Linked DNA regions of Homo sapiens: region 1 is linked to region 2. Evidence: chromatin contacts called from ENCODE Hi-C data. All regions are on one chromosome and are shown on one strand. The core of a region is the stretch at or near the end of the contact, and the rest is flanking DNA. Distances in the headings are between cores, read along the strand shown.

The links. A loop is a pair of places that touch in the nucleus more often than their neighbours do.
Region 1: a loop to region 2 is called in a map of endothelial cell of umbilical vein, with 9 times the contacts of the local background. The contact joins the enhancer-like site here to the promoter of PSMC1 in region 2. A Hi-C loop is called at or near these places in 1 of 168 maps with a recorded cell type or tissue (endothelial cell of umbilical vein).

The regions. Positions count from the first base shown.
Region 1 is chr14:90,136,267-90,142,546 of GRCh38, reverse strand. The region is part of intron 1 of KCNK13 (potassium two pore domain channel subfamily K member 13); the gene reads right to left. Among named protein-coding and RNA genes, the nearest start is that of KCNK13, 77 kb to the right of the region's middle. Within about 2 kb of position 2,091, at least 3 of the 41 ENCODE cell types and tissues checked have a DNase peak (open chromatin) inside an H3K27ac peak, as active enhancers do; they include endothelial cell of umbilical vein, where a contact is called at or near this core.
Region 2 is chr14:90,252,415-90,257,982 of GRCh38, reverse strand. It overlaps PSMC1 (proteasome 26S subunit, ATPase 1), which reads right to left and starts at 1,430. Exons shown (of 11, transcript NM_002802.3): 1 at 1,383-1,430. The coding sequence starts at 1,385. RefSeq lists enhancers at 727-1,254, 1,140-1,379, 1,255-1,784.

The sequences.
Region 1 (6,280 bases), core at 842-3,341, 120 kb after region 2:
GGAGATCGAGACTATCCTGGCTAACACGATGAAACCCCATCTCTACTAAAAATAAAAAAAATTAGCTGGGCATGGTGGCGGGCACCTGTAGTCCCAGCTACTTGGGAGGCTGAGGCACGAGAATGGCATGAACCTGGGAGGCGGAGCTTGCAGTGAGCCGAGATCATGCCACTGCACTCCAGTCTGGGTGACAGACCGAGACTCCGTCTCAAAAAAAAAAAAAAAAAAAAAAAGAATTGGACAGCCAAAACAAGAAAACACATTATTGATGCATGTAACAATATAAATAAATCTCAAAATGATTATGCTGAGTGAAAGGAGCCAATCAAAAAAGAACATATATTGTGCAATTCCAATTCCGTACAATTCTAGAAAATGCAAAGTAATTTGTAGTGACAGAGAGCAGATCGCTAGTTACCTGGGGACAGGGAAGGGAGGGGTGAGCTACAAGAGGGCATAAGGCTGGGCACGGTGGCTCATGCCTGTAATCCCAGCACTTTAGGAGGCTGAGGCGGACGGATCATGAGGTCAGCAGATCAAAACCATCCTGGCTAACACAGTGAAACCCCATCTCTACTAAAAAAATACAAAAAAAAATTAGCCAGGCATGGTGGCAGGCACCTGTAGTCCCAGCTACTTGGGAGGCTGAGGCAGGAGAATGGTGTGAACCCAGGAGGCGGAGCTTGCAGTGAGCCAAAATTGCGCCACTGCACTCCACCTGGGTGACAGAGCAAGGCTCCGTCCCCCCCCCCAAAAAACAAAACAAAACAAAAACCCAAGAGGGCATAAGGCTGGGCGTGGTGGCTCACACCTGTAATCCCAGCGCTTTGGGAGGCCGAGCCCAGCAGATCACTTGAGGTCAGGAGTTCGAGACCAGCCTGACCAACATGGTGAAATCTCGTCTCTACTAAAAATACCAAAATTAGCCAGGTGTGGTGGTGCACACCTATAATCCCAGCTACTCGGGAGGCTGAGGCAGGAGAATTGCTTGAACCCTGGAGGCAGAGGTTGCAGTGAGCCAAGATCGTGCCATTTCCCTCCAGCCTGGGCAACGAGAGCGAAACTCTATCTCAGAAACAAAACAAAGCAAAACAAAAAAACCCAAGAGGGCATAAGGATGCTTGGGCATGATGCATCTGTTCCTTACCTAAATCGCTTAGATGGTTTCAGGAATGCATGTATTTGTATGCATTTGTGTACTCATTAAATTGTCAAGTATGTGCAGACTATTGTATGTCAATTATAGTTCAAGAAAGCTGCAAGAAATAAGAGCTATGGTTTAAAACAAATAGCTCTGGTTATACTATCAAGCCTCAAACTGTGACGCCACTTTCTTGTGTGTGTTTGCATTGAAGGCAAACCCTCCTGGGAATGCAGTCAACCTTTGAGTCACTTCCTGAGGGACAGGCAAGTAATGGAGGAGGAAGGGCTGCTAGCAGGGTCCAGCTCTCTTGGTTTTGACCTGGGGAAGCTACAGTGTCCAGGAGAACCCCCATTTCCAGGGGATGGGGTGGCAGGTGGCGGAGTGACGCCCTTCCTTCTCATTCGCTATGGGTAGGAGCTTAAATTGGTCAGCTGAGAAACAACGTAACTTCCCCTAATGTGAGAGTGGGTGGCTGAGAGCTGTGGGGGGCTCAGGTCCCCTCTGCCACATGTTGCCTTTAAGTTGCCATCATTTACTTCCTTAATCTGAATTCTGCCAAAAGTAGCCAGAGGAATGATCATTAAAACATCCACTGCGCCCCGGGGAGACAATGACCTTTGCTGATTTATTTCTCATCAAGGAACTTAAAACTTACAGAAGTCACAGGCACATTTATCCGCAGTTCCCATCCAAATCCTTAACCCGCAAACTCTACGGGGCATGACTAATCTTCCTCAGATAATTCGGAGGGTACAGCAGGATCTTACAGGGAATCCTGTGGGATTTTCAAGGGCGCAACATTAAAATGAAATGGGTTTCAATTTATTTCCGTGCTTGTCCAGTTTTAGTACCAGATTTCTCTCTTTAGAGAGAGGGGACTCGTCTGGAAGGGATGATGACTCACAGTCCCCAGCCCTGCACCAATGTTGAACAGTTAATAGCACCATTCCTTTGTTCCCTCTTCCCCCAGTATCAAATTACTGCCTTGTAGTACGGTACGTTAAAATGTTCATGTTCATTGCTTCTCAATGGGTCTTCAAGAACCAGAATGTTTTTGATGCGTGGTAGGACTTCAAGAACCAGAAGAAATGAACAAGTCTCTTACATCTTTTATAGGTGAGAACAGGCACTGGGAGAATCCACCTCTTGAATTTAAGGAGCCTTGCATGATGGCTCAGAGGCTCTGAGGTGTGGTTTTTCTCCCTGTTCTTATAACCACACTCCAACATCGAACCCCAAAGCCAAGGGGCCTGTTTTAACCCTTACGTCTCCAGTCTCTTTCATGATAATTTGCCTGGTTCCCCTGAAATGGTGGGTCCTGCATCCCAAAATCTCAAATCTGACTACCTGCCATCTGCACAGTCACCCCACAGTCGAAGACCTCACTGCTGGTCTGGACCACTGTGCACGTTCCTAGCAGAATTTTTTTTTGTTTGTTTTTGAGACGTACTCTCGCTCTGTCACCCAGGCTGGAGGGCAGTGGTGTGATCTCGGGTCACTGCAACCTCCAGCTCCCAGGTTCAAGCGATTCTCATGGTTCAGCCTCCCGAGTAGGTGGGACTACAGGCGTGTGCCATGACGCCCGGCTAATTTTTGTATTTTTAGTGGAGATGGGATTTTGCCATGTTGCCCAAGCTGGTCTTGAACTCCTGGGCTCAAGCGATCCACCTGCCTCGGCCTCCCAAAGTGCTGGGATTACAGGTATGAGACACCGCACCCAGCCCCTATCGGATGTTTCTGCTTCTTTTCTTGCTCACGTACAACACTGTTTCCTCCCAGTGTCAGAGTAAATTGTTAATGTTTCATTATGAGAGTGATCATTTAAAAATATAAATTGGATCTCATCACTCCCTTGCTTAGAATCCTTCAACGGCACCACGCTGTACAAAAGGAAAGAACTCCACCTCCTCACTGCCTTACAGGGCCCCCGCATGCTCGAAGTCTTGCCTCACCCCCAGCCCCATTTCATCACACTCTCCCCCTTGCTCACTGTGCCTTAGCTATGCTGGCCCACCACAGGGCCTTTGCATCTGCTATTCTCTCTGCCTGGAATGCTCTTCCCCGATTCCTCATTCACACTGCTGGATGCAGGTCTCAGCTTCAATATCACTTCCCCAGACCCTTGGCCACCTGAAGAGTAGCCTGCCCCGCTCCCCAGCTGCATTCAATCATCACAGTCTGTGTTTGTTTGCTTTCAACATCACTTGCCCCATCTCAAATAACCTCTCATGTATTTATGCAATTTATGATAAAGTTAAAGCTCTGTGAGAGGACGGACCTCACCAGTTAGCATCTCCAGTGCTAACTGGATGTCTGAACCACACTGGTCCCATGTGATTCTATCCTTCTAGAGCCTTCTGAGCCCCACTGTGCCTGATTAACGGAACAAAACACTTTGTGCCTTGCTGACCTTGCTGACTTCCCCAGAGCCCCACTGTTGCCTTCTAGACACTGCCTGCCTCGATGTGTTTTTTTCTGGCCATACTCTTCCCCTGGCCATTTCTTCTGGGCCATATAACAGAAAATTAACCCCAGAAGCAACCTCTTACCAGCAGTCAAAGAGATGTCACTAGTGGGTATAGCACCAATCTGTGCAAATTGGAAAGAAACTCCCCTCTGAGAAGAAAAAGGCCCCATGGGTGCAGCTATGGAGTGCAGGCAGGGTGGGCTTACCCCTCAGCTGGGGGCCTTTGTGCAGTGCACACATCACACAGCCGTACATGGCATTTTTGAGATCTCAGAGATCCTATGTCAAGCCCCATTGAATGGATTTTTAGATTCCTTTCTGTAAGTCTCCCTTCTCTGACATTTTATATAAATTCTCAATTATCCATGGTAAATAGGGAATGCTGATATGAAAGCCAAAGACAACCTCCAAATCTCCCTTGAATAAATGTCACTACTTACTGAGTCCTAACTGTGTGACAGGTGCTGGGCTAAACACTTTAAGCACACTGTCACATTTTATCAACCATATGACATCAGCACATTGGGAGAAAGAAAAGTTACAGAATTCTGTAAGTAATATGATCCCATTAGGAAACCAAAATGGTAGTACATGTTTCAGTCATGGACAGAAAGACCTGTATGGATAGAGATAAAACTCCTAATAGTAGTTATTTTGGGGGAGTAAAATTTGCAATAGGACTTTATACTTGATATATTTCTGAATTGTTTACATATATATATTTTTACAATGAGCACATATTACTTCTACAAACAGAAAATAATAATAAAGCTATTTACATTTTGAAAAAAATAGCATGGAAATAAAAAGCTGTAAGTAAAAAGTCAAATTAATTGCTTTGACTTTCAGGTTCTTGACCCTACATTTTTTTCTCTGTTATGGGTACTAATAAGCAGGGAAATGACCAAAATGACTCAAGTCAGAGGATGCCAACGGGTGAATAATCAGCCCTAGAATATCTCCCTACTCCACCATAGATAACAGCAACTCCTCATTGAGAACCGATCCTGTCTTCACGCTAAAAGCTGGACCACTTGCCAGGCTAACAGTGGAATCAATCTCTAATTATAAGAAGCTACAGCCTTTTTAAACACACAATCGTGTGTGTAAGCAACTTATTACCATTTTATCAAACCACTGAGTAGGAAAATAAATTCTGACATTTGCAGTTCTAATGTGATGAACACACAGCTGGGAGTCAATTACATTGTTCACAATTTTACATCTCATTTATTTCCTCCATTTTTAGAAATAACTTTACAACTAATAGCCTTCTTTCATTTGTTCTCAACGTGTCATTTTAAAACAAGACTGGGGCCGGGTACGGTGGCTCACACCTATAATCCTAGCACTTTGGGAGGCCGAGGTGGGTGGATCACCTGAAGTCAGGAGTTTGAGACCAGTCTGGCCAACATGGTGAAACCCCTTCTCTATGAAAAATACAAAAATTAGGCTGCCGTGTTGGCGGGCGCCTGTAATCCCAGCTACTCGGGAGGCTGAAGTGGGAGAATCGCTTGAACCTGGGAGGCAGAAGTTGAAGTGAGCCGAGATCATGCCACTGCTCTCCAGCCTGGGCGACAGAGCAAGATTCCATCTCAAAAAAATAAATAAAAATAAATAAATAAATAAATAATAAAATAAAATAAATCAAGAGTAGAAACACTGGCCAAAGGCAGAAAAGTTGAAAAAAGAAAAAGGCTGCCAAATTCACTAGGTACCTTGTTACTAGCAGGAAATGCAGTGGGGTGCAGTAGGCAGTGGCCCCTTAAAAGAAAGGAAATCAAAGGCCACGAAGGCAGAAGGTTTACTACTTTTCTGTGTTGACTTTGGCTGTTTTTAAATGAGCACAAACATGAAGAAACATGAATCAGAAGGACTTGGTGAACTGCTCCATGACCTGTGGGTAATTCCTTCTAGAAACTACACTCTCACTGCCTGTTTTGCGATTGAGTGACCCTTGCTTTGTTCTTCCTTTCATTTCTTTCATTATCTGTCTTGGCCAGAGAAATACACATGACGACGCTAATGAACATCACCTTGAGACTTTAAAGACCTTCGTGGGGGTAACCTTTTGCCATCCAAAGTGCTATTTCAAATACTGGGTCTGTATTTGACCCTCTCGGTTCAACCTGGAATGAGGGGCGGGAGGAATGGAGCACTTTCCTTCTCTCGCCAGGCTTTCTCCATTCCCTGGGTCCTGGAGCTTCATTCAATGTCTATTCCAGCCAGACAACAGGACAGAGATGAAGGACTCCTTGCTCTCAAATAGCTCAAAACTCAGTTGGCAAGAAAGCCAGTAAATAACTATTTTACTACACAATGCTGTGTGCTGTCTTGTAATAATAACTATCATGGGTATTGATTATTTTGCTTTCAATAAAACCTTAGGCAGTTCAGGTTTTGCTAAGATTTTTTTTTTTTTAATTCCCTCCTCCTTAAATCAATTCACTTGTGTCCCTGCTCTGAGGCAGAGACTTCTGCTCTGCCTTCCTTGGGGTCCTTATTAAAGGAGTCTCTCTTCTCACTTGGACTCAGGATTTATTTGCCAAGAGTCTCCAGATTCCTCATCCCCAGGCACCGGACCTCAGTCAGCAGCCACCTGCTTCCATCTACCTGTCCCCACTTAGAAGGGACCATGATGGACATGGAAGACCTGTAAAATAGACCAG
Region 2 (5,568 bases), core at 181-2,680:
CGAGGGAACTGTTGTAATAAATGAGAAAATGCTGGAAAAGTACTTGGTACATGCTTAGAATACTACCCAGAAATCCGTATAAGACCTCTATGAGGCCGGGCGCGGTGGCTCACGCCTGTAATCCCAACACTTTGGGAGGCCGAGGCGGGCGGATCATAAGGTCAGGAGTTCAGGACCAGCCTGGCCAACAGAGTGAAACGCCGTCTCTACAAAAATACAAAAATTAGCCGGGCGTAGTGGCGGGCGCCTATAGTCGCAGCTACTTGGAAGGCTAAGGCAGGAGAATCGCTTGAACCCGGGAGGCGGAGATCGCGCCACTGCACTCCAGCCTGGACGACAGACCAAGACTCCGTCTCAAAAAAATAAAAATTAAAATTAAAATAAAAAAGACCTCTATGAGATCTGGCCTTCTTGCCGTTCATGATACAGGTTAAACATTCCCATCTCAGGTCCTTTGCACTTGCTGTATCTTCTGCCTTGACCACATTTCCCTCAGACATCTGCAGGGGTTACTCCCTCAATTTCGGTCCGCTCAAATTTCACCTCCTCAGAGCTACCTTCGCTGACTCTATAAAAAGCAGCCACTCCTCCAAGCTATCCCTTTCTATACAATAACCATACAACAATGACCACCCCACCCCTGACATCATATTACATATTTCTGATGATTGTCTGCCTTCTGCTCTAGAATGTACGCACTATGAAGGCAGGGACTTCAATCAATCCTCAGTGTCTACAACAGAAGCTAGCCAAAAGTTTAACAACAACAACAAAACACCAAGTGCTCAGTAAATACTTGTTTAGTGAATTGATGAATAAATGCTAGCTGTTTTTATTATTACTACTGCACCACGGGCCCTTTCCGTCTTAGCTCCGCCTGTCATAACAACGTCTTTAAGGCCTCCTTCAAATGCCCCCAGCTCCGAAAGGCCTTCCACGACTCCGCGCTCAACTCCTCAGGTGGAATGAATCCCACCCTCTTCTCCAGCACCCTTCACCTGCCCGACTCAAAAAGCATTTTTCCCGGTGACTCGAGGAGGCGCCCCCGAAACTCCCAGCGCCGATCAGCAAAGCCCTGGTCGGCGGAGCAGCAAAGCCAGCGGCCTGATCCGTTCTGCCGCCCCACAAGACCACGCAGGAGACCCTCTCTCTGCTCTGAGCCCCGGCCCCAGGATCCCCGGGCAAGGCCCGTTGGTCGGCCCCGGCCCGCGGTGGACATGAGCGCGGTCTCTGGGAGCCTCCACCCGCCGAGAAGATCAGGCCGGCAAAAGGAGAAGAGGGCTGTCCCAGTTCCTCGGGCAGCCGCCTCTTTCTCTCGCCTCAGGCTGCTGAGACCCCATCGCACCGCGACGACCAGCGGAAAGAAACCCTTAGTCACTCACCATCTTGCCTTGGCCACTTGAGCTGCCGCTGCCGGAAGTTCCTCCACCACTGCGGCCCGCCAGAGGCGGAAGTCGTTAGGGACGCTACGGAAGCTGATAGGAACCAAATTCTGCGCTGACCAAGTTGTGCTCCAAGGGCTTGTGCGGGCGGTCTAGGGCAACGCAGCAGTTTATAAGCATAAAGTGAACTTTATAAATATTTTACTTGAAAGAAATTTTTGAATACCCGTTATGAGGCGCTTGTCAACAACTTAAGACAATGACCCCTACTGTCAAAGAATTAGGACAATCGTGAAAATATAAAATATTTAAATTATGCAAAATTTATAACTGGGAAGAACTTTATGGTTCTAAAAACTGGAATGGTATTTGGAACTGGGAAGTTGACATATACATTTGCACAAATATTTCAGTTATTATTCAGCTTCTGGAATTTAACCTGCACATCTGGGAGTATGTGTGTAACGAGTCTTCTAAACCTGTCTTTTTCTGATGACCTGTGACTTGTGATGATGCCAAATGTCTTAAATTCCTCATCTTGAAGCTGATTGGTAAAGTTCCTCATTTGTTACACCCTCCAGGACATCAGAAAAATGGCAACAATCCCTTCTGTTTCTGGAAATTTCATTAACAAGTGCTCAAAATACTGCATCTTTCTGAACTGGAGAAATGGATGATTTTTTTTCTGCTCCAGATTGATTTAGGGATTTTAGTTGTGAAACACTAAAAATATTTCCCTTATGAACACACAACAGGTATACTTCTTCCTTTTCATCATCACTGCAACACGGTAATAGAAAGTCTTAGCACTATCGACCTCTGTTAACAAATCTGGCATCTAGTGTACATGACACATGAAATCACACGATAGGACAGTATCACACATAGGATAGAGATGGTGAAACTCCCATCTCTACTAAAAATACAAAAATTAGTCGGGCATCATCGTGGGCATCTGTAATCCCAGCTGCTTGGGAGGTCGAGTCATGAGAATCTCTCGAACCTGGGAGGCGACGGTTGCAGTGAGATCACGCCCCTGCACTCCAGTCTAGGTGACAGAGCGAGACTCTGTCTCAAAAAAAAAAATTAATAAAAATTTAAAAAACAAAATAAATATCCTTTCCCTAATGCATTTTACAAGAAACAAGTAAATAGTAAAATATATAGTATGCCACATAGTGGTAAATGCCATAGGAAAAATTAATGCCTAGGAAAAATGCCTAGGATTAGGAGCATGCAGCAGTGGTGGGTGATTTTAACTTTAAATTGGATGATACTTGAGCAAAAGCCCGTAAGGCATGAAGGAGTAAGCTATTCAGATATCTGGTGGAAGAGCTTTCTAGGTAGAGGGAACAGCCAGGGCAGAGGCCCTGCAGTAGAAGCTGCAGAGGATGGAGATTAGAGACACCATATAGTGAAGAAGTCAGAAACAGGCACATAACTCCCAGTGGAAGCTCAGCGGTTAAAGGCGAGTCAATAGAACCCAGTAATGAAGAGAGTAGCCAACGTTGGCATCAGACTTTCCTATTGTGGCTGTAGGAAGTGACATAAAGTAAGCAGAAAATTTAAGTTTATCTACATAATGGACAGCTAAGAGAAAGCAGGGAGAGGATTAGAAAGACTACTTGGAGTGCTCAGCACTTGGGGAGGTTGGAAGTTGCAAGTGGAAAAGAGGGAGAGTTGCAGAGATGACTGTCAACCGGGTGGGGAGGATTGAGAGTCAGCCATAGGGCAAAAGAGATGCACAGGGGCTGGGCGCCGTGGCTCACGCCTGTAATCCCAGCACTTTGGGAGGCCGAGGCGGGTGGATCACCTGAGTTCAGGAGTTCAAGACCAACCTGACCAATATGGTGAAACCTCATGTCTACTGAAAATACAAAAATTAGCTGGGAGTGGTGGCAGATGCCTGTAATCTCAGGTACTCGGGAGGCTGAAACGGGACAATCGCTTGAACCTGGGAGGCGGAGGTTGCAGTTAGCCGAGATTGCGCCATTGCACTCCAGCCGGGGCGAAAAGAAGGAAAATCCATCTCAAAAAGAAAAAAAAAGAAAGTGACCATAAATGTAGTGCTCAAAGCTAGAAGGTCTCTGGGTTAGAAGTTCAACTTGGGTCTCACAGGGCTAAAATCAAGATACCAACAGGTTTCCTCTCCGGAGGCTCTGCTCTAGCTGTGTGACATCAGCAAGTCATCCTCATTTTCTCATCTGTATAACGGGATAATTATCTACCTTGCCGGCTGAGGATACGGAGAGGATAAAACTCTTGTTTTTTGATTCTTAAGAGATTTTTGCCAAAAGTAGATGGAATGGAGGCTGAGGTAGGAAGGTGTCCAAACGTGGACGGAGGGCTCATGCTAGGGTGGACAGAGGGGGCGGGGCCGGGGTGGACAGAGGGCAGGTGCCAGAGGCGAGCGTGCATCCTGTTCAGCAGCCCCCCTGCAACCTCAAGCACATCAGAACCAGCCCAGATGCTGACAAAATGCAGACTCTGGTGCCATCCGCCAGAGACTGTGATTCTATAGGCCCATGGCAGGGCCCAGACACCTGCATTTTAACAGATACCCCAAGGGATTCTGAGGCTGGGTGACTCATACACCACATTTTTAGAGCCGGAACTCCAGAACACTGGTCTGCAAAGCAGGGCAGCCACACCCTGGTGGCCCAGGGGCCCATTCGTGTGTTGGAAGAAGCCATCAGAATGACTTTTTATTTAAAAAATAAGAATAATTACTAATCAAACAGCCAAGGGGTTAACGCCAGGTCTCGTTTCCAGCCTTGTCACCAGTGAGCTGTGTTGTTGTGTCTCAGTTCTGTCGTCTGTGAAATAGGGACCTTTATAGTTCCTCCTTCATGGTGCCATTGTTTGAGGACTAAAGTAAAATGCTGAGAATTGCACTTGGCATAGGACAATTACTCTAGGTATCAGCTACTCTGATTATTATTATTATTTTGAGACAAGGTCTCATGCTGTTACCCAGACTGGAGTGCAGTGACAGAATCTTGGCTCATTGTAACCTCCACCCCCCAGGTTCAAGCGATTCTCCTGCCTCAGCCTCCCAAGTAGCTGGGATTACAGGCACCCGTCCCCATGCCCAGCTAATTTTTGTATTTTTAGCAGAGACGCGGTTTCACCATGCTGGCCAGGCTGGTCTCCAACTCCTGACCTCAAGTGATCCACCCACCTTGGCCTCCCAAAGTGCTGGGATGACAGGTGTGAGCCACCGCGCCTGGCCTTATTAGTATTTCTTGTTAATATACAAATTGCCATTGGCACACTCATTCTGTGCATATATTAGATGGTCCCGTATCCCATTCAAAATTTACAATCTCTTCGTAGAGTGGTACAGTGATCTTCAAACACATTTCTTCATGCATTCTCGAAAGTAATTTGCAAAATGTATTTCTTGATACATTTCTAGGTTAGCATCTAAATTTCATATAAGTTTAAATAGCTGCAAATGATCCACTTGCCAGGAAGTTTTAAGTATTGACATTTTAATGTATATACACAAAGGAATCTAACTATCATGATAGCTTGATATCTCATCCATTTCAAACTTATGTACGCAGGCTCTTTTCTAGCATTGAAAATATTTGCTTTCATCTCTTTTCCCTTTGAAGCGAATATTTCCATTCCATTTATCATGCATACTTTTATCCTAATATCATGTATGTTGAGGCTGGAAAACATTTTATTGATTGACCTCTCGCACATTTTTGCAAAAGTTTTATGTAAGTCAAAAATTTTTAATGTATTCTATTTTCTGTGTCTTTTGGGTCCTACATGCTAAAAATGTTTTCTGGATTTTGAATTATTATCAATTACCACTAGTACGCACTTGATCAAGATGATATACAGTTTGTGCTAAGTTAGTGTTCATTTCACCTACCCATGGATGGATATGACAATGTCAGAATGAGGCAGGATTCAGCACCAATTCTAGTCTCATTAGTTATTGTTTATAGATGTTTGGGCTGAGAATTCTCGTTCACATAAATGGGAAATGAAATAATTTTGTAATGAAAATGTCACACAATTCTTTCCAATCCTGTGTTCTAAACAGAAAATCACACAGTGATTGATCCACAAAATCTATTACTAATGATAACTTGAAATAAGTCTTCAATGTGTTTGCAAAGAACTAGAAAACATTGGAGGTGCAAAACAATTCAGTCACCAGTCATTA